7 separate regions of the Mus musculus genome follow, and all the other regions are linked to region 4. The links are chromatin contacts, found by Hi-C in ENCODE. All regions are on one chromosome and are shown on one strand. The core of a region is the stretch at or near the end of the contact, and the rest is flanking DNA. Distances in the headings are between cores, read along the strand shown. Region 1 overlaps Efr3b (EFR3 homolog B). Region 2 holds the start of Ptrhd1 (peptidyl-tRNA hydrolase domain containing 1). Region 3 holds the start of Efr3b (EFR3 homolog B). Region 4 overlaps Spata7 (spermatogenesis associated 7). Region 5 overlaps Dtnb (dystrobrevin, beta). Region 6 overlaps Dtnb (dystrobrevin, beta). Region 7 holds the start of Ubxn2a (UBX domain protein 2A).

The links. A loop is a pair of places that touch in the nucleus more often than their neighbours do.
Region 1: a loop to region 4 is called in a map of regulatory T cell, with 16 times the contacts of the local background. The contact joins two enhancer-like sites. A Hi-C loop is called at or near these places in 3 of 37 maps with a recorded cell type or tissue (T-helper 1 cell, T-helper 17 cell and regulatory T cell).
Region 2: a loop to region 4 is called in a map of T-helper 1 cell, with 9 times the contacts of the local background. The contact joins the promoter of Ptrhd1 here to the enhancer-like site in region 4. A Hi-C loop is called at or near these places in 2 of 37 maps with a recorded cell type or tissue (T-helper 1 cell and T-helper 17 cell).
Region 3: a loop to region 4 is called in a map of T-helper 17 cell, with 18 times the contacts of the local background. The contact joins the promoter of Efr3b here to the enhancer-like site in region 4. A Hi-C loop is called at or near these places in 2 of 37 maps with a recorded cell type or tissue (T-helper 17 cell and T-helper 2 cell).
Region 5: a map of regulatory T cell shows a loop between it and region 4 (19-fold over the local background). The contact joins two enhancer-like sites. A Hi-C loop is called at or near these places in 2 of 37 maps with a recorded cell type or tissue (T-helper 2 cell and regulatory T cell).
Region 6: a map of T-helper 17 cell shows a loop between it and region 4 (12-fold over the local background). The contact joins two enhancer-like sites. A Hi-C loop is called at or near these places in 1 of 37 maps with a recorded cell type or tissue (T-helper 17 cell).
Region 7: a loop to region 4 is called in a map of regulatory T cell, with 18 times the contacts of the local background. The contact joins the promoter of Ubxn2a here to the enhancer-like site in region 4. A Hi-C loop is called at or near these places in 2 of 37 maps with a recorded cell type or tissue (T-helper 17 cell and regulatory T cell).

The regions. Positions count from the first base shown.
Region 1 is chr12:3,980,514-3,984,241 of GRCm38, forward strand. Efr3b (EFR3 homolog B) reads right to left here. Exons shown (of 23, transcript NM_001082483.1): 7 at 2,871-3,005; 8 at 2,342-2,420; 9 at 1,457-1,592; 10 at 1,141-1,302; 11 at 1-49. Among named protein-coding and RNA genes, the nearest start is that of Pomc, 27 kb to the left of the region's middle. Within about 2 kb of position 1,338, at least 3 of the 3 ENCODE cell types and tissues checked have a DNase peak (open chromatin) inside an H3K27ac peak, as active enhancers do.
Region 2 is chr12:4,231,615-4,235,334 of GRCm38, forward strand. Ptrhd1 (peptidyl-tRNA hydrolase domain containing 1) reads left to right here and starts at 2,399. Exons shown (of 2, transcript NM_001204912.2): 1 at 2,399-2,664. The coding sequence starts at 2,413. Cenpo (centromere protein O) reads right to left here and starts at 2,351. Exons shown (of 7, transcript NM_134046.6): 1 at 2,138-2,351; 2 at 1,917-2,043; 3 at 1-68. The coding sequence starts at 1,962.
Region 3 is chr12:4,037,064-4,040,582 of GRCm38, forward strand. Efr3b (EFR3 homolog B) reads right to left here and starts at 1,852. Exons shown (of 23, transcript NM_001082483.1): 1 at 1,641-1,852. The coding sequence starts at 1,647.
Region 4 is chr12:98,667,021-98,670,705 of GRCm38, forward strand. Spata7 (spermatogenesis associated 7) reads left to right here. Exons shown (of 11, transcript NM_001289572.1): 10 at 1,812-1,869; 11 at 2,082-2,799. The coding sequence ends at 2,651. Among named protein-coding and RNA genes, the nearest start is that of Spata7, 41 kb to the left of the region's middle. Within about 2 kb of position 1,622, at least 1 of the 3 ENCODE cell types and tissues checked has a DNase peak (open chromatin) inside an H3K27ac peak, as active enhancers do.
Region 5 is chr12:3,758,188-3,761,658 of GRCm38, forward strand. The region is part of intron 15 of Dtnb (dystrobrevin, beta); the gene reads left to right. Among named protein-coding and RNA genes, the nearest start is that of Dnmt3a, 47 kb to the right of the region's middle. Within about 2 kb of position 1,431, at least 2 of the 3 ENCODE cell types and tissues checked have a DNase peak (open chromatin) inside an H3K27ac peak, as active enhancers do.
Region 6 is chr12:3,779,378-3,782,810 of GRCm38, forward strand. It overlaps Dtnb (dystrobrevin, beta), which reads left to right. Exons shown (of 18, transcript NM_001162465.2): 18 at 1,729-3,433. The coding sequence ends at 1,904. Among named protein-coding and RNA genes, the nearest start is that of Dnmt3a, 26 kb to the right of the region's middle. Within about 2 kb of position 1,326, at least 3 of the 3 ENCODE cell types and tissues checked have a DNase peak (open chromatin) inside an H3K27ac peak, as active enhancers do.
Region 7 is chr12:4,905,783-4,909,524 of GRCm38, forward strand. Ubxn2a (UBX domain protein 2A) reads right to left here and starts at 1,771. Exons shown (of 7, transcript NM_145441.4): 1 at 1,567-1,771.

The sequences.
Region 1 (3,728 bases), core at 88-2,587, about 95 Mb before region 4:
AGGATCACCTCTGAGCGCTGGTAGGTCGGCAGTGTGCTGGCAAAGGAGCCTGTGAGGAGAGGAGGGAGCGTGAGAGGTCCCCTGGGCTCAGCAGCAGCTGAATGGAGAGAGTGAGGCTCCCTAGTGCCCAGGGCTGGGGCAGCCCAGAGAGATCTGCCTAGGCAGGCTGCTTTGACCCTGTCTCCCGAGGAGGGAGCAAGAGGGACTCCAGAGGGCCCTTCCAGATGCCAGCTCTTCCCTTGTTACTGTCATCTGGGCTTCTTCCTGGGGGATAGGGCAGCTCAGTGGTTTCACGGCTGATGAGACCATGGCATAGGCACAAGGACCTCTGAGAGGGAGGAGACCCTGTTCCATGTTTCTCCACATCCAGGGCACAAACAGTCTCCGTTGCTTCCTTCCTGTCTTTTTTTTTTTTTTTTTTTTTTTATGCCTTAGTCCCACCTCCCCTACTGCGGGCCCACCTGGAAGCACTAGGCATGCCTAATGAGGATGGAGACACAGGAAGTCTGCCTTTGCAGGAGAGCCAGGCTGAGAAACCCAGACTGATCTGGTGTCTTTGCCCAGATCATTATGTGTCATTAGCTGGCTGCCATTTCCCCCAGTGTCCCTAAATAACACAGTGCTAGGTAATCATACAGCAGATGCTATGGCGGAGGCCTGGTTCTCCCACAAGGATCATCTCTCTCTAGTCCTGGTTCCACCTCATCCTCCCAAGATTCCTTGCTCTTCTAACTCCTTTTCCTAGGCCCCAGCTAACTCCTCCTCTAGAGCTCTTCCCCTCTCCAAGCTTTGCCAGGGTCTCTCCTTTCAGTACAGCCCTAGTCTTAACCCTTAGGCCCTGCCTGTCTCAGGCCAGAGAACTAGGTCTCTGGCAACCTCTCCCCACAGCCTCATTCCTCTTCAAATCTTATCAGGTCCCTCCCTTCTCCAAGCCTCACTGGGTCCTTCCCTTTACTAAGTTCCTTCCCCAGACTCCGCCCCTTTCCAAGCCTCGCCCAGATCTATCTCCACTACCACGTCCTAGGCCCCGTTTCACAGGCTCTGCCTCCTTAGCCCCGCCTCCAGATCGTTGACAACTCCTCCCCTGGAGTCGATCCCTCAAGCCTCAATGGCCCCTCCCAGACCCACCCATTTCCCCACCGATAGTTTTGATGACGGCCTCCTGGAACATGCACTCCTCATGCTCCTTGATGATCTTGGAGCCCAGGCTCACAGCGCCGTCGTAGCTCCCAGTTAGCGCGTAGTCGATGCTGAGCCGCAGCTGCCGCAGCAGGGTGTTGAACATCTCCAGTACCGTGGGCCCTGGGCGCCAAGGGGGAGGGACCCACAAATCATGACAGGAATCCCTCCTGCTCTCCCGTAAGCCCAGGCCCGCGCAGCCAATCGGCTCTAAATCTAACGCCTGCACACACCCCCCCACCCCACGCCCCTTGCCTTTTGCTCCGGACCCCCTTACCGACAGAGCCCGTGGCAGCGATAATTGCAGCTTCCGATAGGACTTCCACGATGCCGGCGCGCACAGTCGCCGCGCTGCGGCTGTTGGCGTCCAGGTGGCTCAGGAGCTGCTGGATAACCAGGTGGGAGTGCTGCGGCTGTGGAGGAGGAAGACGTGCTGGTCCCCAAACAACAACACCCCCCCCCCTGCCCCCCGGCCCGGTAGCCCTCTGCTGGAACCCAGAGGCTCAGGGTGAACCAAAATGACATCCCACAGCCAGTGGGCACTGCAGGTGGCACCCAGACCTCGCTCTCTTTCTTGCAGCACCCCACCCCAACCCCCACAAAAACGGAGCCAAATCCCAGGGAATCTGTGTTTGCACATTTTCCCTGAATTCCTTTACTTCAAAGGCGGCCAGCAATCTATTTCAAAATATTGTCTTTCATTTCTCCCTGTCCCCAGGTTTTACTGGCAAGGCCCATGAGAGGCCACGTGGTTCATCTCAGTGCAGCTCAAAGTGTGGCTGGGAGCCAGCCCAGTGCCAATTCAAGATCTGTCTGATAACACTGCTGCTAAGATGTGGGCCAGAAGGAAAGTACACCCGCAGTAACGGGGGCGCTCAGGGAATGCAGGTGGCTTGTCTTCTTTGAGATTTAATTTTCTCTAGGAATTATTTTCCATTGTATTTCATAAAAATAAAATAAATGTTGGCCTAGGATATAGGAAACATTAAACAGAGAACTCCTTGCAATTCCTTCCCAGCCGGATGATACAGCATGATCTGTGGCAGCTGGGGGTCTCTGGGGGGGGGGGGGGGAGTCAGAGGACACCTGGCTTTCTGCTTTGTGCATTGTCCAGCACCAGGAAGTGCCCTTGTGCCCAAGCTTGAACAGGGACAAACCATACCTGAATTGAGTACATGATGATTTTAAAGCAACGGGTGGCAAACACTTTGGGTTCCCAAAGAGAGTGGTTATCCAGGTGGCTGTGAGGAGAAAACATGGGGGAAGGAGGGTGACTAGGAAACTCAGAGGGAGGGAGGGAGGGAGGGAGGGAGGGAGGGAGGGAGGGAGGGAGGGAGGGAGGGAGTAGAGATGAACTTGGAGGGACAGCGACACTTCCAGAGATCCCCTGGCAGTTTCCTATCAAGGAAGGGCTTACAGTACAGGCTCTATAGCTTGACACAAAAAGCACCTTTGTTCAGTTTTTGCTACCCTCCTCTTAATCAGCACAAACCACAGGTGACCACTGCGTGGTAGTCTAGCTGTATGAACCAGCAAAGGATTGACTTGGCCGTAGCAAGTCTGCAAGGCCATCACCTCTATTTTCACCTGGGGAGATGGGGGAGGGCGGCTGGGACAGCCTGCAAGAAAAGCCTTGAAACCATCACCAGGGAGTAGAGCATTTCCTGGGTGGAGAGCAACACTCAACTCACATAAGAACGGGCTTGATGGCGTTCTTGATATTGCCGAAGGCCGCCCGGCCCAGGAGCTCCCTCAGGCACCTCTCAGCCAGTTCTGCTGGGTTCTCCTTTTCCTTCTCTGGTGCTTGGAGGGGCGAGGGAGACCGGCTGTGAATACAGAGCCAAGTGGATAAAGGATGGGGTTCAAAGCTGGGAGCTAGGACTGTATAGCCCTAGGTTTCTGCTCAGAACAAGCAGGAATTGGAAATAAGCTGCAGCAGGTCATAGAGTAGTCTTGACTGCCAGCGATTAACCAGGGTACGGGATCTGGCAGTAGAAGATTGGAGGAGACAACAGAGTTGTTTGTGGAGAAACACTTCAGGGTGGACTGGATTGTCTCTGGGAGGGTCTAGACATATCTAAAGGTTCAGGAAGAGGTGGGTGAGAACTGAAAAGAGGAAAGAGGCATATGGTGATTGGCTAGGGGGTGACTTAATGGTATGCAAATCTGAGTGAACCTCTAAACAGAACTCTTCTAAGAGCAAAGCAGATCGGTGAGCTGTTATATCAGAAATAGCCACCAGGGGGCACACTTACTTTCCTCTGCTAGTTTAACTGCCCAGACCCAACTAAGTGCAATTTTACTGAGCATCTAAGTCCAAAAGCAAGGTAGGACAGCAACAGGAACCTTTCTCCCTATCCCATTCTACCTGGGAAAGTAAGGGTCAGGGGACTGGATGAGTCTGATCTTTTTGAGGATCTAAGATTAAAATCCAGTGTCTGCAATTCTTGAGTAGCTGTGGCTGGTCAGTCATGTTTTAAGGTCTGAACTGGCATCATGAAGTGAGCTGGGGAAGTCCCAAGGGAAAGTCTTTAGCATTTAGAACCACA
Region 2 (3,720 bases), core at 1,149-3,648, about 94 Mb before region 4:
TGGTTCTTCAGACTTTCTATTCGATATGTTCGTTTGAGCCTCTAGTCTTTCCAGGTGAGCTAAAACACCTAAAGAAAGTGAAAACAGACAAACAAAACACCCTTCACAATCTGACAAACTTTGGCAAAGCATACTCCACGAAGGAACAGTTTGCTGTGCTAAACGCTGACCAAAGCAGCAACTCAGGGAGGAAGGGCCCATTTCATCTTACAGGTTACAGTCTGCCATGAGAGGAGTCAGGGCAGAAGTGTGAAGCCGGAACTAAAGCAGATGGAGGAACGATGCTTGCTGGCTTGCTCAGTTTGTTTTTTATACATCCCAGGACCACCTACCTGCCCAGGGGTGGCAAGAACTCAGGGCAGGAACTGAAGCAGAGACCATAGAGCAACAAGCTTATTAGCTTCCTGCTACTGCTCAGTTAGCTTTCATATACCACCGAGGACCACCTGCCGCAATGGGTTAGGTGCTCTTCCAATTAAGAAGCAATAAAAAAAAAAAAAAAAACGCCCTAAAGAAACTGCCCATAGACCAATCTGATGAGTTAATTCCTTAACAATTGAGGTTCCCTCTTCACAGGTTGCATCAAGTTGACAACCAAAAACAGTCGTCACAATAGATAACTCATATATCTAGGGCATATTTATTTATTTATCTGTTTATTGAGACAGGGTCTTTCCTACACGACTGGCCCAGAATTCACTATGTAGATCAGGCTGTCCTTGAACTCACAGAGATCCACCTGCTTCCACCCAGAGTGCTGGGATCAAAGACATGTACCATCACAACTGGTCTGCCATAAATTTATAAAGCCATAGGCCCAAATAACCAAACCAGAGACCATTAACCTCTCTGCTGGCCACTGGTGTAAAAACACCCACTAATTAGTACGCTCACTTGAAAAGAACAAGAGACTCCTGATTTGTCTACTGCTTGCTTTGTGGGCAGCAGCATTTCATCTAAGCCTGCTTATCACAGAAGCACAAATCTATGGTGGGAAAGGCCGATTCTCCATGCTTTCCCACAACCCAGATGAAACCTCCCTAGAGAAGTCCAATGCTTCACCTCATGTAACTAGTTTCCTTAAGCAGATCCAATATTTACTTTGCAGGGTTCACAAGAATATACATTCACAAAAATCCTTTCTTCATTTGTCTTGGGACAGCCCAGACCTGGCTCATTCATCTATCCAGCCAAGGCTAGACATCAAATTACTAGTGTATAGCTCCTTTAAAAAACAAACAAACCAACTTGCATAAGATCAAGAGAGAGCCACAGTAGGCAGCATGTTGGCCCTTCACTTGCTTTTCTTCCCGTTACTGACTCCTGACTTCTTTTATTTCCTCTGGAGCCTGAGCACAGCAGTTCCTTCTCTCTGCTGTATTTAGTTCCTCTCCAAGTTCACACGATAAGCAGTGGTAATTGCCAAGCAGAGAGAGAAAACCAACATAATCATAACTAAATGTTTCAATCTTTTGGATTGGAGATGACAAGGGAACTGGAGAATAATTGACCTGTCGAAGTTTGATGATTATTCACAAACTTTCACTCGTCACTTGTTTAGCCAGGTGTGCTGACACACAGAAGGGCAAGTTACTGGCAAATTTGGGATTACATAGTAATTTAGTTCTAGGGTATGGATTATACTTGATTGCAACATATTTTTAACAATTAAGTCATCAAACTTTTAGTTTTTAGTAACAATTTCAACCCACATGATGCTTTCACATTAAGTTTTGTTTAAAGGAGAAAGAAAATGAGGCAGAACTATAATGTGTCCAAGCCACAAAATTTCCTAAGATAGAGCCCTGAATCAAATCCATATCTAATCGCCAAAGTTACTGCCTTACAGTGTCCCTTCCTTTGCAATAAAGTCTGGAAACACTGTGGTACAGAGAAAGCCAAACCCCTTTGAATACCTCCTTTGCACTTCCTGCCTGGACACAAAGTATTTGCAGACTCCATCTCCTCTTCGGGTTCTCAAGTGTTTTTTCTTACGATGCTGGACGTACAAGGCAGGGTTAACATGGACCCGAACGTCCTTAACTGTAAATAGTAAAAGACACGCAATCACCAATCTATTGCCACTATTGCCTGACAGTCCCGGGATAAGCAAAGTGTCCCCGCTGGCGTCCCTTACCTTGGACTGGTCAGCCCTGTCCACGCCTACCTCACCGCCGTGGCCACTATGGTCCAGCCGGGCTTCCTCGAACACCCAAAGAAGCTGTACAGTAATGCTAATCTGTCTACCACTGGGTCTTGCTTTCTCGCCAAAGCTCCCTCACTCAGGATGCAGTTTAAGAATTCCCGCCGAGAGCAACTGAAGTAACAACGTAACCCACTGATCCCAGAGTGCTTTGTGCTTCCGCCGTACACGAACATGGTGGCGCCCAGCAGCTCCACACTAATCCCAGCATGCACCGCAAGGTACGTCCGGCCAGTCTGATGATCAGGAAGATGGCATGCTCTGGGGTGGAGCCACAGATCCTTGTACAGTACTTAGTATTACGAAAGGATCTATCTCAGGCTCCCTTTTCCTGGCCCACCGGCGCACTGGTAGCGCAGGCTTGTCACGCCGCCACAGCAGCCTTGCACCTTCATCGAGACCATCCGCACACGGCAGCTTATCTCCGGGAGCTGGGGCGCATGCGCAAGGTGGTTCTCGAGGTGAGGCGTGGGGAGTATCCGGAGGGACCCTAAACGGGGGTGGGGTGCCGAGGCCGGAAGTAGATCTGCTCTTGGGCCCAACCCTTAGCTTCCGGAAGTACGTGTGGCATGATTGTAGGAGGGATCACTAAGAGTTTGGGAATGGTCTGCGCTACGCAGTGAACCTTCCCTTTGGCAGAGCATGACTGTGAAGAACCGACGCAGACCCTGCTATCACAGCGTTCACCAGAAATTGGTTGTTCCAGTGTCCCTTAGATCCCTGGGAACGAAGCTGGGGAAAGCGTGGCGCTTATGCCTGTGCACCAATCTGCCTTTTAAAACTGGGCCTAGCCGGGCGAGGTGGCGCACGCCTTTAATCCCAGCACTTGGGAGGCAGAGGCAGGCAGATTTCTGAGTTCGAGGCCAGCCTGGGCTACAAAGTGAGTTCCAGAACAGCCAGGGCTATACAGAGAAACCCTGTCTCAAAAAAAAAAAAAAAAAAAAAAAAAAAAAGAAAGAAAAAGAAAAAAGCTGGGCCTAAAATTAGCACTGCCTTAATATTGTTAGTAAGAAATAGAGGCTGTTTATTTAAAAGGAGAAATGCTCAGTGAGTGGGGAAAAGGAGTATGTTTTTCAGAAGCTCTGAGTCTCAAGTCTCCTAACTGACATTTACATAGCACCTGCTTCTCTAGAGAAATCTTTATCCAGGAAAACACTGGCAAAGGGGTGAGAGTGGAGGAACAATGGCCAAAGGGACCAACGTGCCAACCTACATCTGTGTTCAACTTTCTGAGGGGTCCTTTCCCATCTTGGTGATTTACATACGCATTTGATTAACCCTTTTTTAAAGATCTACTTAAATTCTGTGTAGGTGTGTGTGTCTGTGGGACATATGCACATGGGTGCAGACGTGTAGGTGTGTGTGTCTGTGGGACGTATGCACATGGGTGCAGACGTGTAGGTGTGTGTGTCTGTGGGACGTATGCACATGGGAGGACAGAGTAGGATGTAGGCTCTTCTGCAGTTATAGGCAGTGAGAACATCCCACTGTGGGTTCTAGGAACTGAACTCTGGTCC
Region 3 (3,519 bases), core at 602-3,101, about 95 Mb before region 4:
AAATAGCCCCCAGTCAGGCTGACTTCCACATCCTTCTCTTTTAGCCAGCTCTTCCAACAGGAGCACACCAAGAACCCCCCTCCCCTAATTCTCAGACCCCCTAAGTAAGTTACCACATTAGCTACTAGATGTAATATGGTGGCCTGGGGCTGCTAATTCCCGCCCATACTGATGGGCCTGTCCTAACTCCTTCCCGGCTGCAGGTGCCCCTGCAGTCACATGCTTCTGTCAAATGATCTGCAGCTTCAGCCTGCTCCCTCTGCAGAAAGGGGGTGGGGGGGGGGGCACAGACAGAATAAAAGAGGTCTATGGCTCTTTCTACCTCCCAACAGGCAAAGCCCAAGTCCAGTCACCTTTCAGAGTCCCCACTGGTTATGGGTCCAGCCGCTGAGGACATCTCCCCTCCCCCCATTTGCTCCACCCAAGAGAATTAATGCTAGCTGAGAGGACCTGCTGACACCTCTATAAGAATCATAGTGTGGCTGTGTAACCAACTGACCTGGGAAGGAGATGCAAGGCAAAAAGTTAAGTCTTTGTCTTCTAAATAGGGGGCTCACCAACTGCTGACTCTTTTCAGCATGCTCTCTGTGCTAACAAACTTTGTGACTCATGGTCTGTTCGCAGAGGCAGCCAGCAGCCTTAGAAATGGGTTAAATTGGGAACATGCACTTCTAGATCACTCACTCCTCAGGTGCAGCCCGAGCCCCTACCCTGCAGTAGGAGACGGAGAACAGGGCTCCAATTCTTCTGCTGGCCTCAGAATAACTACCAGAGACCTGGGCTCTAGTAAACTGTGTCCACAGGAATACACGCACACATGTACCCTTGGTAGAGAGCCGATTCCTAGACTAGTCCACTCTTATGATCTGCAAAGTGGGACCCCAGGAGCGCTTTCCTCATCCACGCTGCCTGTAGAACCCGAGAAATTCTTGACAAATGAGCAAGCAGAGCCTTGAACCGTGAGGGTCTTGGAGCTGCCACACATTCGTGGGGGCGGTGGCTGCGTAATTGGGAGAAACCCTCGAAGCAGCATCTCTCCCCATCAGCCCTCCATAGGGCCAATCTGGAAGTTGGGAAGCCTGAATACCATTAGCAGCAGTGTTAGGTAGAGGCCAAGTCCACCCAGCTCAGAGAGATGAACCTCCAGCGCCGGCTCGCTCGCCAGCTCCTGCACTGCCGGCGCCGCCTCCCACATCCAAGGAGCCTGGCAGCAGACTGGCAGTGAGCAGCTCTCCCCTACCCTGGACCACTTTCGCGCATCAAACTCCCAAGCACAAGCCTCTTTGTTAATTCTGCAAATACTGTCACCCGATCACCTCCACCAACACTGTCGGCTCAGCTCCGAAGATACTCGCTTTTTCCAAAGCCGGGTGCCTCTCAGCCATCAGAGTCCCTACCTGGCGACGGACCACCGCCCCTAGCGCCTGCACACGCCTGCCCGAGGGATCTCAGGGGACCAGAGAGTCCCCCGGCCTAAGGCATCTTTGTCCTCTCGGCACAGACGTACGCACAGGCGACTGAACCAGCCTAGCCTGGCACCAAGTCGGCATTCTCGCTTTTGCGACGGGGGCCACTCCGGGGGACAAAGGTCCGTGTCTGGAAGTTTGCGGGCCCGAGCCGGGGCGCCAAGCCCTCCTTACCGTACATCTCCGCGGGGAGCGCGCCTCTGGGGAGGCCGGCGTAGCCGCGTCGCTGGCTGCTAGTCCTGGCCGCTCCTGCCTTTCATTCACAGCCCGGCGGGCTCAGGCGGCTGCGGGCGGAGACCGGGGCGCGGCGGGAGCAGCCGATGGGGGGCCGGCGGCGGGCGGGACAGAGCGGGACGCCACCCGCCCATTCAGCGACGAGGTTGGCTGCCGCCTCCTGCTCTGGTCCGCAAGCTAGGCGGCGCGCAGGGGGCGGAGCTGTGTTCTGCCACGCCCCGCCCCCTTGGCCACTGGCGGGCTGCCTCAAGAGCCCCGCCTCCATCCCGGACCCTCTCCTTTCCTCAGTATGGGGCGAGCCTTTTTACCTACCTGACGCCCCAGGAAGCCCAGGTTCTTCGTTCACTCAGTAGATCATCCATCCGAATTCCAGCTCCTGGCTCAGCTCTTACGCGGGTCGCTGACGTGTCCTTCAAACTGATGACACACACACACACACACACACACACACACACACACACACACACACACACACACACACACACCCCACACCAGGTCAGCCGGGCGCTGGAAGCTGCAGGTGTGCTCTATTCAGTCTGCTCAAACGAACCGGCTTAGGGAACCTAAGGAGCAGAAATTGAGGCATAACCCTATTCTTTCTGCGGGCCCCAAACTCTGTTTGCTACCTGGGTCAGGTATTCAGGAAATACAGCACACTCCCAACCTCCAAGGCTGCAGGAAGTCCGCTTGGTTTTTCCTCTCCAGATTTGTGTAATCTGCAAGCTTTGCAGCCAGCATCCCCTCCACAAAGGGACTTAAACCCCAGGCCAACGCCCCAGCCCTGGATATCTCTGCCTTCTGTTTCTCTGGCTTTTCTATTTCTATTTCTTAATTTCTCCTCTTGCCTCTTGCTGGAGGCTTTCTGTTTTCTTCCCGACCGTAAAAATTAGAGAAGGGCCTGAATGCAATGACCTTCGTTTTGTTTGTTTGTTTGTTTGTTTGTTTTGTTTTGTTTCGTCTTGTTTTTTGAGACAGGGTTTCTCTGTCGGCGCCTCTTTGAGCCTTGCTTCGTGTTGAGAAATTTCATGAACCTACAGTACATAGTGGGCACCACATATTGTTTTCTTTTTCTTTTTTTCTCCCCCAAAGCAAAGATCAAACCAGAGAGATCCAGTCCTTGGATTTGGAGACGGTGCTCAAGACAGTGCTCACTGCACCCCAAACCAGCATTTTCTATTTTTCTTTGGCTTCATTTCCCCAGACACATCCACCAACCCACCTGCACCTCTCCTAATCTGATGCTTCCTGTTGCCTTGATAAACAGAATGACCAAAAAAACACTTGGTTAAGAAAGGGTTTATGTCATATTAAACTTTACAGTCCATCACTGGGGGAAGTTGTCCTGGTTTGAACGGATTGTAGTGGAATATGAAGAGTCCCTGTAGGCTCTTATATTTGAATGCTGGTCCCTCATTGGTAGAACTGTTTGGGGGAGGATTAGGAAGTGTGTTCTTGTTGGGGGTGTGTGTGTCAATGGTCAATGGAGATGGCCTTCGAAGTTTCAAAAGCCCACACTAGTCCAGCGCTCTCTCTCTCTCTCTCTCTCTTTCTCTCTCTCTCTCTCTCTCTCTCTTTCTCTCTCTCTCTCCCTCATGCTTGTTGACCAGATGTAAGCTCTGATCCACAGCCATGCCTGCCTGCCTGCCTGCCTGCTGTGCTCTCCACCATGATGGCTGTGGACTCTACCCTCTGGAAATGTGCGCCCTGAACTGAATTGTTTCTTGTATAACCTGTCTTGGCTATGGAGACAGGATATTGGGATCAGCAATAAAAAAGGAACTAAGACAGGATTCTTCCCTAAAGTTACATGGCCAGTAAG
Region 4 (3,685 bases), core at 372-2,871:
TTTCCTCACTTTCTCCTCTATAAATTTTGGTGTCTCTGGTTTTATGTGGAGGTCTTTGATCCACTTAGACTTGAGCTTTGTACAAGGATATAAGAATGGATCAATTCACATTCTTCTACATAATAACTGCCAGTTGTGCCAGCACCATTTATTGAAAATGCTGTCTTTTTCCACTGGATGGTTTTAGCTCCCTTGTCAAAGATCAAGTGACCACAGGTGTGTGGATTCATTTCTGGGTCTTCAGTTCTATTCCATTGATCTACCTGTCTGTCGCTGTACCAGTACCATGCAGTTTTTAATCACAGTTGCTCTATAGCACAGCTTGAGGTCAGGCATGGTGATTCCACCAGAGGTTCTTTTATTGTTGAGACAAAACTAGTAACTTTTAAGAACTGCATAAGGAGTTTTTAAGTTTCAAGGTGAAACAGTTTAGAGAGCCACTTCCCAGCAGCACCAATAGGTGGAACCCTACTGGACTACACATTTTACAGGGTTAAAATGGTAACTTTTATGTTTTTTAATACAACCCCAAAATTTGCATATCATTTACATGTTTCCTTAAATGTTTATATTTCCTCTTTAAGATTTAGCACTGGTTCATAAGACCAAACATAAAACCAGACTGAGAAAGAAACTAAATGGTGCAAGATGGAGTTCTTCACACTGAAAGGTGTTCAACCTTTCAGTTGATCTCATCTAGTTGATGAGAAAATGCGTGTGTTTGTGTGTTTGTGTGTGTGTGTGTGTGTGTGTGTGTGTATTTATACCAAAATAATGTGTGTATGTGTGTGTGTATTTATACCAAAATAATATGTATTATTTAATCCCAGCTTGAGGAAATATATAAGCATATAACAATGTCCGGGTGTGCAATTCCAGAATGTTAGCAGTAGCTGTAGAGTAGGATACAAGTTTCTGGATCTCTAAACATGATAGGACAACCCAGGCCTCCTGGGTTACTGCATGTGTTAACGAGTATGAATGATGGTGGCCAAGGAAATTAGTTGTTTCCAGGAGACTTGTGAATAGTAAGAGTGGTACTGGGCCTGCTGTAGAAAGAATGTATTCCCTGAAGCTGGTCACTTCTCTGAAGGGATCGTGACCTTTGCTTCTCAGGTAAATTTTCTGAAGGGGCTGTAACCTCAGGGGAGAGGAAACTCATCCTAGAGATGTAATCTCTCACCTTTACCATGGCTCTCACTGGTCTTCATACCCTGGCTTTAGCAGGAAGAGAGGGCCAGGCATGGTAGCACACGCCTTTAATCCCAGCAAGGAGGCAGATCTCTGAATGCCAGGGCTGCATAAGAGACCGTGGCTGGGGTGAGTGGAGGCAGACTATTGTATATGTTTAGCATAAAGCCCTGGCATCCACTTGGAGGCTGTTTTGTAGGCTTGGCGTCCATGGAGAGTATTCTTTAGGAGCAAGGTTAACAGCTCTGTGAGAGCATTTTCTGTAGGGTTGGTGAAGGGCGCAGGGAGCTTTTAGTGTCTGTGTGTCTAATGGGGAGAGAGATTTGCAGGCAGTTCTATCCTTCACCTAAAACAGTCACAGAAACATAAGTAGTACGTAATCCTTCTGATAGACTGGCGTCTGTTATCTAACGTAAAAACAAATGCGTAACAGAAGCCAGGCTGCCTGCCAGGTTAGAGCACGTGACAGAGCAGGAAGGATTTGTTTCTAGCTTCACAGGGAAAACCATTCATCTGAAAACTACTTTGCAGCCTTTGTCGGTTTTTATGTTATGTAACTATTTTACATTTAGTAGGTTATCTGAGTTTAAGATACTAATATTTTTCTTTATCATTTGTAGGTTTCTAGAGCGACTGTTTGAGCGACATATAAAGAAAAATAAACATCATTTGGAGGAGGTTGGTCTTTCTTTGGAATTTAATGTTTTTCTATTCTCTAAAAGAATATGTTTTATTTAAAATAGGCACTTTCTGCCTTGTGCTTTTTATGAGGGGAAAGGGGCAGGACTGGGAGAGTGTGATCATGAGACTAGCAGCGCTGCAGATAGAGTTCAGTTTTAATAGTGTAGCGAATGTAACGACCCTCAGAATTGCTTTCCCCCCAATTCTAGGGAAAGATGCGCTACCTGCTGCATGGGCTGAAGGTTGACTTAGGCTGCATATCTGAGGAAGACCCAGCAAAGCAAAAACATTTCAGAATGTTGAATCAACTTCATTTTCAAAAGGCTCTGATTTCAAGAGAAAATGAGTTTGTAAGTGATGAAGAAACAGTGAGTCACCACGAGCGCCAGCAGTACCAGGAGGCCCTGGACATGCTGTCGGCTGTGCCGAAGGACGAAAACAAGATGTTCTCTTTACCGGGCGAATTTTTAATACCCGCCCATAAAGTCAAGCATTCAGAGGGTGTTATAATTCAACAGGTCAATGACGAAACAGATAATGAAGCCTCACCCTGGAATGAAAACAATCCAAGTGTTTCTGATAGTGTAATAGACCAGGAAACCTCTGTGGATGTCATTGAAGGTGACAGTGACTTTGAAAGGGCTGAGACTTCCAGGGAACTCTGTTGTCTGAGCACATCACTGTCCCCATCTGGTCCATTCCCCAGCATCAATGGTGGCAGTAATCATGGTAAGGAATTATCGACTCTACGAATCATGGGAATGAGCATTGAAGACTGACCTCTGGATCTACATTAATAAACACTCCATGTGGCCAGTAACTCAATATTACTTTTCTTCTTTTTTTTTGTCCCCTTTTACATATTAAGATTTCTGTAATTTCAATGCTATGTAATAAATTACCACAATTTTAGTGTCTTGAAACACCACATATTTATTATTGCTCTCATATTGCTATGGTTCAAGAATTGAAACACAGAGTGATGGGGTCAAAAGCTACAGTCCAGGTGGTATTCAGGGCTGTGATGGCATCAGGAGGCTCGACTGGGGGAGAAACTGCTTCCATGCTACAGTTGCCAGCAGAATTCCTTTTCTTGCACCATAGATCTGCGAGTTTCATCTGGTCTTGGCTGGCTGGCGGACAGATGGCTACTTGCCATCTCCTGCCATGTGCATGCTCCCTAAGCAGGTCACAGCTTGGCAAAGGAGAACCACAGAGACTGCTAGCAAGGCAGGTAACTCTTGGTGAGAAGCAGGACAGTCACGGGTCTCTTGCAGTCTTAGGGGTGAGGGGATGATACACAAGAGCGCAGATGCAAGGCTGGGGACCCCTGTGTTACCTGAGGCTTCATCCACCACTTCTAAAGTCATTTTTCAGAACATGTTTGGTCTAACACAGTGACCTCATGGGAACTGACAATGGTTTATAATCTGGGACGGTGTTTACATCTTATAACGTACAGGGGCTTGAGGGTTAGGAGACTCTTGTCTCAAACAAAAACCACAAACCACACAAAACAAAACCAGTGTTTCAAGAGACTAGCCTCTCTTTTGTCTTTTCAACTATTTACAGTAATGTGATTGGCTATTCAGCCACTGTAATGTGCTAAGTTCTCATGTTGCCGGTGCTGCCCGAGATAGGGTTTGAGGATGACAAGCTGGCCTGGGAGAAAGCACAGTGCTGAGGTGGGGTGTCCTGCTCCAGTGTCTGGTGTCCCACAGGGCATCCCTTCCTCCAGCCTCTGGAAATCTCTCAACTTTTAAGGCAGGGTCTCGTGACTCAGGCTTAGCTGAAGCCGCTCTGTTGGCAGAGG
Region 5 (3,471 bases), core at 181-2,680, about 95 Mb before region 4:
TTAAGAAGCTCATTCCACTAGACTGGCTGATTTAGGGTTAATCATGACCCAACCATCATGAGTCTGTAATTAAAGGACCTTGCCAGCTCTCTTTACTGTTGTGTTTCCAGTCTCTAACCCAGCCTGCTGCACTGCAGATACTCAATAAATATTTGCTGAGGGAAAACCACCATTAGCAAGAAGACTGCACAAGTTAATCATTGTATTAATTGTGAGGAACATAACCAGTTCACGTGCCTGTAGCAGCAATTCTGGTCCAGCTACTCTCAAGAAATAGGCAGATCCATTCAGGAGACTGAGTTGTGACGAAGAAATCCTCTTTACAAGGAGTCAGAAAAACAAATTTCAGCTCTGTGTGGTGGCACACACTTTTAATCCCTGCAATGAGGAGGCAGAGGTGGTGAATCTCTGTGATTTAGAGGCCAGCCTGGTCTACAGAGCAAGTTCCAGGACACCCAGGACAATATAGACTCTTTCTATAAATAGATAGGTGAATAGATAGATAGATGGATGGACGGACGGACGGGCGGGCGGGCGGACAGACAGACAGACAGACAGCAATGACTATGTTCATCTGGATACAGTCCAGATCACTCCAGATCTGGAAGGACTAAACATCCCAGCTCCCTTAGGAGACATCTCAGATGTGTATTTCCCCCCAGTATAACATATCATATCACTTCTGGATATATGGATCTATCTCTCTCTCTCTCTCTCTCTCTCTCTCTCTCTCTCTCTCTCTCTCTCTCTCTCTCTCTGGCCTTGAACTCAGAAATCTGCCTGCCTCTGCCTCTCTGCCTCTCTGCCTCTCTGCCTCTGCCTCTCTGCCTCTGCCTCTCTGCCTCTGCCTCCCAAGTGCTGGGATTAAAGGCATGCGCCACCACCACCCGGCACTTCTGGATCTCTTAAGGCTCAATTAAAATTAAGCTGTCCATGTATGTGTCCATGGCCTGGGGTCCAGCTTTCCATGAAGGATTTCTATGCTCCTCTCATACAGCTCCCATGTTTCTCACCCCATAACAGAAGCCTGGATCGACTTCCAACACAGCCAGGAGTTACATTGACTCTGACTCGCAATGCTCTGCCACATATATCAGAGTCTGTTTAATGCTCAGTCTGTTAGAGCATTCAAAAGAAACGAACACAAATTCCATTCTCAAATAGTAGGGACATAATTTTCTGGTTAGTAGGAATGTAACTTCTTGGTTGGCACAATGCCTTAAATATGGAAATAGAAGTCAGATCATTGTCATCCTGAGCCTCAGTTACACTCCTGCCTCCTAAGTCTGCAAAACCTTGGCTTTTGGTGAGTGGATGAATTGATGTACTTCAAGGTAACCCCACAGCCTTTGCCCTGGGCCTCAGTCTCTGCACGCACAGCTGTCGGCTGGATCCAGTGGCCTGCAGATGGCGTGTGGACGTCTACCCAGAGTGCATGTTTATCCCTCTTGCTCCTATGCTCCCTGCAGGGCCCCAGCAGTTCCTTGTTTTGGTTTTGGTTTCATTTTGTAAAAAGAGGAAATATAATTATGTTCTCATAGAGCTCTGTGAACACTGGCAGGAAGTTTTTAGTGAGAATGATTAGAAAGGAGAAATAATTCTTGGATCTGAGGGGTATGCCTCTGTTTTGATCATTCCATAAAAGACAAGCTAAGAGGCTTTCTTCTATCTTATTTCCATCATATACTGTATTTCTGTATTTTGCTTTCCTGACTGTAATGTGTATATGATATGAAAACTGTTCCCCATGTTCCCTAGGAAACTCACACACACTAGACTAGAGAAATCCTCCCGAACACACACTCTTTCCAGAATGCTACCTACTATCCAGATATCATTAAAAAACAAAAACAAAAAAACAGCCAAAGACAAGACAGAGTAAGCCATGGATTCTAGATTTAGAACCCCAGAATCTGGGAAAATAAATGTCCCTGCCAAGAAAACAGTGGAAAGAGATTATTCTGGGTTAGGTGTGGTCTTGGCTGTAATATTCTTGGCCATGTTACAGAGAAATACCTTCTAGATACCTAGAACTGTGCAGCTAAAACTCCAGCTGATCTAGCCAGGCAGATATGGGTTGGAATCACCACTGGCTCAGAGGTGCTGAGCACCATACTCTCTGCTCCTCTAGAAGAGGGGCCTGTGCTCTCAGACACAGAGCCATCTCTTCAGCTCCAGGAGGAGTGTTACTGAACAAGGTATTATCATAGAAGTGGAATTTCAGTTCGCCTTGTTGCATTCTAGACTATCACTGATTGGTAGGTTTGAGCTCTCACCCTCTTACTGACCTAGCCTTACCTTTTTAACCACGTCCTCCAGGTCCTATCTAGTCTTGTTTCTTATGTGCAACCTGAGTATTTGGTACTGTCCATGAGACACTTTTCTCTTAGTGAGGTTTCTGACCATTTATCTGAGAATTGGTTTTGGGGACCCAATGGAGAGACCATCTTACATAGGGGTAGCCAACCCAGGAAAAGACTGGAGAATTCTAGTCTTAGAATGTATGAACTTTCTTAACTAAGATTTTATATATCAACTTTCTTTTTGTTCTTTGAGTTTATTGTAAGTCATAGTACGTTGTGCTTCGTTCCAGAAATTCAATATGCTTTCTTCTTTGCACCAAGAAAAATAAACACCTTGCCTTCTACCCTTTTGAGTCCAGAAGTTCGTCTTAGCTTCTATATAACAGTGATTCAGGTAGAGACAAAATCATGATTGAAAGCCAAATGCACACTACTACCCCCTCCCAATACTGTTGATTCACTTAGAGAATCTTGGCAATCCTAGAAGACCGCATAGGTCTCTGCAGTGAGACAGGTTATATATGGGTCCTGAGTTTCCCATCATGGTGTAGAAACAAACAGATGCCAGTTCTCTGCAGAGGGACCATATGCAGACCTGTTGGGGGCCTTATCCTTCCACCAGATACACAATAGAGAAATACATATTCTTGGAGCAGTGCAACATCATAGAAAGTCTCAGTACTCTATGGGGTATCTGGAAACCAGGTTTGTCTTTTAAAGGTCATGATGGCCTGTTTTTGTAAATGGGTGCTTGCTGAGGCAGGATGTTCCAGTGCCTCCTTCCCTTGCTTCAGTTCAGCCCAGACGGGATATATCCAGCTGCCTTTGGATGCTGGTCTTTTCTCTCCCTGCTCCCTTGTTATGCATGCACTGTGGCTCCCATGCCCAGTCCTGACTCCCAGCAGTTGATGAGGTAGTTATTTTCTCATCCTGCGGCAGGGCTGATGCGGTGGAGACAGCCCACCCTCTCTCCACAGTGCACAGTGCCAGCAGCAGCTCAGAATGGTGTGTGATGCTTTTACCTCTTCTCTGAGGGGAGATGTCCTGGGCCCAATCTTTATCTGCCCCCATCTCCATTCAGCTGCAGCTGCAGTGCCTGAACTTCAGACTTATAGCTCCTTTCTCCCTGGATTTTGTTTTTGTTTTTCTGACAAGGCACCTGACAACC
Region 6 (3,433 bases), core at 76-2,575, about 95 Mb before region 4:
GCTGCTCCCTAGAGTTAGGCTCGGCTTCCATTCATTGATTCTTCTCTTCACAATACTCCATGAGGTGTGAGTTGTAGGCAGTCTGCCTCTATCCCATCATCCCTGGCAGGAAAGCTCAACAGAAAGGCAGATGTGAGTCTAGCCCCTGGGCTGAGTGGGTCAGGAAAGCCCCTTAGAGAAGTCCAGAGGGCTGAGGAGAGCCCAAGTGTGATCTGTGTTGTTTCTGCCTCTGCTGCTACAGGTTAGCCCCAGAGCGGCCAGGACACAGGAAGCTCAGGTGAGTCACGTGTCCTCCCCTTCCTCTACCCTTCCTCCCGTCACAGATCCCAAGCCAGAGCAAACCTTACTTACAGTTAGGATGTTCTTGAAAGAACCCAGCTGCACCTTTTCCTCTGATCCCCACAGCAGCCACCACTGGACCTGTTTCCTGGGCCTGTCTTGCATCAAATGTCATGGCCTGGTGTCATCAATAGCACTGTCTGAGGCAGCACAGAGAGGTGGCTACTCTCAGCTTGAGCTCTGCTTCTGTACTCCTGTCCTCTGTAGCCACTGTCTAACCCATAGCAAGAGCTCCCCTGGGATTCTGTCACTCAACACTGCCTCCTGATACAGTCCTACTCCATCACACTGACCACAAAGAGCCAATAAGTCAAAGGACAGACACTCTTCTAGTCTTAAGGAACCATTCTTAAAGAACGAGTGTCCCTTTTTTTCATTTGTATTCTGACGCCAGCTAAGCTACTATAAACTATTACAACTTCCAAGTTCACTTTTTTTTCAGGATAGGGTACCACTATGTAGCCTTAGCTGTCCTAGAATCTGTCATGTAGCCCAGGGTATCCTCAAACTCATAAAGATTAATAACTGCTTCTGCATCCTGAGTGCTGGGACCAAAGAGATGGACCAACACACCTGGTCTCTACTTTTTTTTTTTTTTTTTTTAATTGGGAATCTTTTTCAGTTACAAATCTTCAGGGTAGAAAACCCAGGCAGGGCCATGGCATCACCAGGCAGCAAAGGAACTTTCTCAGACAGCCTTCTAAGTCCTGTCATCTCAGAGCTGCCTCTGGGCTGACTAGTCCCCGCCCTCCCTGCAAGGTCAGCCCACACACGTGGTTTGCAGAGCTGGCTGCAGATGCGCTGCACCCGGGTGCTGCTGCTTAGTATGTGCAGACCAGCACAGGCTGCTGTGCACTGTGGTGAGGTCAGGGACTGACTGAGGGCCTTCAGCAGCCTACCAGGTCCCCTTTGTCCCTAGGTCCAGAGGGACAGCATGGGAGTCCCTCGGTGCACACACTCAAGAACCTGCTGCCAGGGCTTGAGTCAGCTGGTGTCTCTGCCTCTGACCCATGGCAGGACCCATGAGAAGCCAGCAGTCAGGCAGATGAAAAGGGCCGCACACTGCAGCCTGCCGTCTGCTGCCAAGAGGCTGGCCTTCCTCCCTTTCCAAACCTGCCACTGTGAACCCAGTTTTTTATTCAGTCGGAGTAATTCCCACCCTTGTGACACAAGCAATGACCTCAGAAGACACTCTCGCTACACCCCAACCCTGTCCCTCTGAAAGAGAAGACATTGACATGCACAACTGAAAAGCCAGAGAGACCACACACACACACACACACACACACACACACACACACACACACACACCCATTCAGGTCTGCTGGTTCACAGCAGCTTTGTCCTGAGCCCCCAGTGTGCTTGTGACTAACAGTCTGTCTTGTACAGGCGCAGAGGCGGAGGAGCAAGCTGGCACCGAGAAGACAAGGGAAGGTCTTCCCCCCAGAGGCACATTCCTGTCCGTCTTTCTGCTGCACACCTGGACCAAGCTTGCAGGCTGCCAGACTCACTCAACCTCCAGAGAGAGGAGCCAAGCCTATGGGAAGTGGGGAGGGACTGCCTGAGGCCGCAGCTGGTGGGCCTCCTGCATGTACTAGCATCCGCATTCCTCCCTCAGGGCATGGTCTCATCTCTGCATCAGGAATTTACCAGGAGATGGAAAAGAACAGAAAAAGCCCTGAGCCTGTGTGTGTTCCTTCCGGCACCTGGCCAGCATGGAGGGCTCTCCCTAGTCCTAGTGTGTGCACATGCAGTTCTTTCCTGCCTTCGACCTTTAACAACATTTTCTGTCTATGCAAAGAAAGCTGCAGGCCTCATTCAGTTCTGCAGACATTTACACCCTATCCTCAGTGCTAAAAATAGCGACACCACCCCCCCCCCCTTCCTCTTTGACCTGGTGAGGAGGCTTCCGCCTGCACAGTGGCGTGAGGCCCTGTTGCTGTGTAGCCAGGAGGAAGGCGGAGAACTTTAGGGGCCAGTCAGTGGGGAAGCAGCCCTGATCTGTGTGCCAAGCTGGGACTGGCCGCCAGGGGGCGCACTGCCTGGGTGCTACTCATGCATCCTGTCCTGGGGTCCTGTGGAACATGTGATCGCCAAGTCCCATTCACATTGATTTTCCTTTTTTTTTTTTTTTTCTTGCTCCCTGAGCTCCAGGATGTTATTTTTAGTAGAAGAGCTATTATAAATATTTATAAAGGGCAGCGAATGATGTGAGAGGGCCCACAGCTGGCACTGCAGCATTCCTTACCCACCTCTGCAGACCCCTCCCTAATTCTGAGGTGTGTGCAGAGCCATGGGTTAGGTCCCATGAGAGTCTCCTAAAGGAACAGTGAAGGGAGAAGGAGGAATGGATACTGTTGCAGTCCGGCTCCATCTGTCTCTCTGCCTTCACTCCCATTTCTAGCTGGAGTAACTCAAGGCTGGGAGAAGGGACAGGAACCTTGCTGAGCCAAGACCCTCAGTGTCCTGGGTACTTAGAATGAAAGGCAGGTGCACCAAGGATCACTGCCACTGTGAGGGCAAAAAGAAAAATAGGAGTTGGGTACTAGCCTCTGCCCAGCTGTTGGAAAAACACTTGGTTAGCAGGCAAAGCTAAGGACTTGGAAGGCCAGCAGGGGTTTAAGACTGCCCACTCAGGGAAAGGAGATTCAGGCTTATGGATGGCCAGAGGGGCAAAGATGAACGAGTCCATGTAGAGAGTTCTGGGGATACACTACATACCCCAGTGGTGAAATGTACCCCATAAGGGTAAGACAGCCTCACAGACATGCGGGCTGTTCTTTCCCCATCCTCAATTCTCACACTCTGTGAGACTCAAGGTCGACTCCTACCTCCTGGCTCCTCACATGAGCTTGTTTCCTCCAAAGCAGCAAGAGACAGAACAGTGAGAGTACCCAGGGCCACAGGGCCAAACTGTGCCCTCTGCGCGTCTCTGGGAGGAGTGATGTTCACCTCACCCCTGACCAGATGGCCAAGGAGAGGGCTGCATTCATTCCTCTGATGCCAGCATTAGAGACACGATGTCACCTTTGTTAACATCAATTCTTGATTTCTTTTAGAGCTAGAATACCCATTATTATATAAAGGCCCCTTA
Region 7 (3,742 bases), core at 521-3,020, about 94 Mb before region 4:
AGTCCAATAAATTCAAGGGAAGCTGGCCTCCATCAGCATCAATGGTGCTCTGCTAGGGTGAGTGAGCATTTGTGTGCTGCTCCACAGTAAAAGTTCACTTAAAGTCTTCATGTAGGCCTGGGGTGTAACTCAGAGGTACAAGAAAGAGTATTCAAGCTTATGAAAAAACAAACAAAAAACAAACAAAAAAACAAAAAAAAAAAAACCCTGGATTTGAGCCCCCAAAAGAAGCGCGGGGTGGGGGGTGGGGATGGAATTAAATGCTCAAGGAGCTGGAGACATACATAGTTCATTGAGTGAGAACAATGGCTGCTCTCCCAGAGAACCTGGCTCAATTCCTAGCTCCCATATGGTGGTTTAGTTTTAAAAGACGACGCCCTCTTCTGGCTTTCACGGGTACCAGACACAAAAATGGTGCACAGATATGAATACAGAAAAACGTTGGCCACATTCAGTAAATAACATTTCTTAAGAGTAAGGACAGTGGTGGTGCACGCCTTTAATTCCAGCACTTGGGAGGCAGAGGCAGGAGGATTTTTGAGTTTGAGGCCAGCCTGGTCTACAAAGTGAGTTCCAGGACAGCCAGGGCTACACAGAGAAACCCTGTCTTGAAAAACCAAAAACAAACAAACAAAAAAAGTAAGTGCTCAAGTAGTAACTGCTACCTATCTATAGTATCCTTCCCAGTACTCTGTACTCAGGTGTTCTTTCCTACCTGAACACATTTTGACCTTTGCATTTCACCAGTACAGGGAATAACGTTGACGTTAGTGATGTTATTGATGTTATTCCCTGTATCAACATCAAGATAACTCAGGAGATGAATCAACGCCTGTTATACCAGCACATTTGGGAGTGTGAGAATTCCAAGTCCAGCCTGGTACTTGATAAAGACAAAGAAAACAAAAACAAAGCAAACAAAAAACCGAGTCAAAACAGATAATCAGTTCCCTATTTTTTATCTCGATTACATAGAAACGAACAAACACTGGAAGCCACTCTGACCTTCATTTTTGCTGAGAAGTAATAAACTTTTATTACCACGAGTTTAGGAAAGGGGGGGGGGGAATACTAGAAGAAAAAAAGTCATTTAGGAAAACAGTGAACATCATCTTTCCAAAACATCAGTTAAAGTCTGTTAAGGAAGGCTGGTGAAGTCAATTAGGAAACGTTCAGCCATCTAGTCCTTCTGTATTTCAGGAGTGCGCTTTTCGCAGCGTTCGCCTTCGAAATGGAGATGTCTCGACAGCACCTAACCCGAAGTTTCTAGACGCCTCCAGAGAGAGAAGCGCTATGTCCTTCTACCCAGTTCCGACTCCCGCGGCCAGCAGAGCCGGCAGCTGCAGGTCCGCACTCACCTGGGCCGGGCCGGGCCGGGCCGGGCCGGGTGGAGGCCTCGGTCCGCCAGCGTCCTTCCCGGGCCGCAGTCGCGCGGGCCAGAAGCCCCAGGTGGCGACTTACTGCGGAACAGACGTCGCCGTCGCAGGCGACAGCCCAGGGCGCCACCGGGGAACCACCCGCCCGATACGTCACCCACCGAACATGACCTGGAGCCGGGAAACTCACCTCAGGGCGCGGCCCCACGGCCTAGTCCTCGGTGCCCCGGCTAGGGCAAGCGCCGGCGCCGCTGGGCTGAAGCCCCTCAGCCCCGGAGCGCCGGGAAACCCTGTCGCGACCAGCGGCCTCGCCGCGCAGATCTGACCGGCCTCCCTCAGACTGCCCGGCGCGCGCCGGCGCCGGCTCCGCGCGGCTCGGAGGAGCGAGCCTGACTGACGGGAGCGCGCGTGGACGGCTCCGCGCGGCTCGGAGGAGCGCGCCTGGCTGACGGGAGCGCTCCGGGGACGGCTCCGCGCGGCTCGGAGGAGCGCGCCTGGCTGACGGGAGCGCGCCGGGGATGGCTCGGCGCGCCTGGCTGACGGGAACGCGCCGGGGACGGCTCCGCGCGGCCGTGAGGAAATTGTCTGGCTGAAACGGGAGCGCGCCGGGGGCGGGGCTTCTTGCGGCGGGTTTTCCTAGGCTGCCGCAAGGCGCGCACTAATGGCGGTGGCCTTCTTGCTGCTGCAGGTGCCGCTGCTTGTTGTTTCCTTAGGAGGCGCGGAGAAAGCTGGAACTAGGTGGGCGTTCACCTGATAATCCAGATTTACCTATTTCTTTCTATGCCTCCTGTGCTCTTCCTTAGAGAGTTCTTGCATCCTGTTAGCGAACTTCACCTGAGCCCTATTATCTGAAGAGTGACTGTTAAAAGAAACTTGCCCGCCCTTCGCGTTCTTAAAAAGGCTCTCTACAAAGACCCCTTTCTTTTAGAGGACTTATTTATTTGCTTGTGTATATATTTAGGGGGTGGGGTGAGACAGGGTTTCTCTGTGTAGCCCTGGCTGTCCTGGAACTCAGAGATCCTCCTGCCTCTGCCTCTGAAGTTGGCTTCGGATAGGATTTATAGGACTTCAGAATGCCCCTTATTCTACTTACAGCAAGGTCAGGCGTATACTCTTTAAACACCCGGTCTTTGTCCTTTTAATGATTTTTCAGGACTGCTTGTAACCGCTATCTGGTCAAAATACTTGCTGTACCGACGTACCATTTTTAGTGTAGCATATCTTCTCCAGGTTCCCACACTTTCACAGCCTCAGCCTGAGCCTGGAAGCATCCCCTCTCCCTTTTGCCACTCCAGAAAGTACACTGATTTTGGAATAAACAAAATGTCTCTGATGTCCTGTGTGATTCACTGTCTCCTCTATTGTTGGTTGATTACATTTTCCTACTCACACGTCTTTCTAGCCTTATTTATTCTTCCCTATAGAGGAAACACACGCACGCGCACACACACGCACACGTGGGAGTGGGGGAGAGAGTAAGACTTTGTCTAGCTAATCTAGGCAACTGTTGCAGATCTCATCGATTTTCCTCTATACAATAGTCTCTTTGTTTTTTGTTTGTTTGGTTTGGTTTGGTTTGGTTTTGTTTTTGAGACAAGGTCTGTGTAGCTCTGACTGTCCTGGAACTCTCTAGTTAGACCAGCTAAAGAGACTGACCTGCCTCAGCCTGCTGAGTGCTAGGATTAAAGGTGTGTGCCACTTTGCCCAGGTACAATGGTCTCTTAAATCTAAATCTAGAGTTGTTTTTCGAGATGGAACCATAGTTTTTTTTATGTCCCAGACAAAGTCTTGCAGCTAAGCTATACACTATCACTTATCTTAAGTTTGTTTTTCTGACTTTTTCACATTTGGCCTATGGCAATGGATCCTTAGAACGGGCCATCCCTTCCCACCAATTGCAATAATCTTTCTACACAGAATCTAGATTTACACATGGGTGCTGTGGTAGACACTTTAATCCCAGCACTCTGGAGGCAAAGGAAGGCAGATCTGAGTTTGAGGACAGCCTAGTCTACATGGTGAGTTCCAGGACAGCCAAGACCACACAGAGAAACCCTGTCAAAAACAAACAAACAAACAAACAAAACAGAGAATCTAGATTTACCTAAACTGGGATTTGCTTTTTTTTTTTTTTTTTTTTTTTTTTTTGAGACAGGGTTTCTCTGTGTAGCCTGGGCTGTCCTGGAACTCACTCTGTAGATGAGGCTAGCCTTGAACTCAGAAATGGGCCTGCCTCTGCCTCCAAAGGGATTAAAGGCATGCACCACCACTGCTAGGCCCGGATTTGCTTTTTATTTGACAGTGCTAGAGTAAGTTTTAGATTGGGCTTCTCCTGCCAACCATACCTACCCAGGTAAAAGCAATTT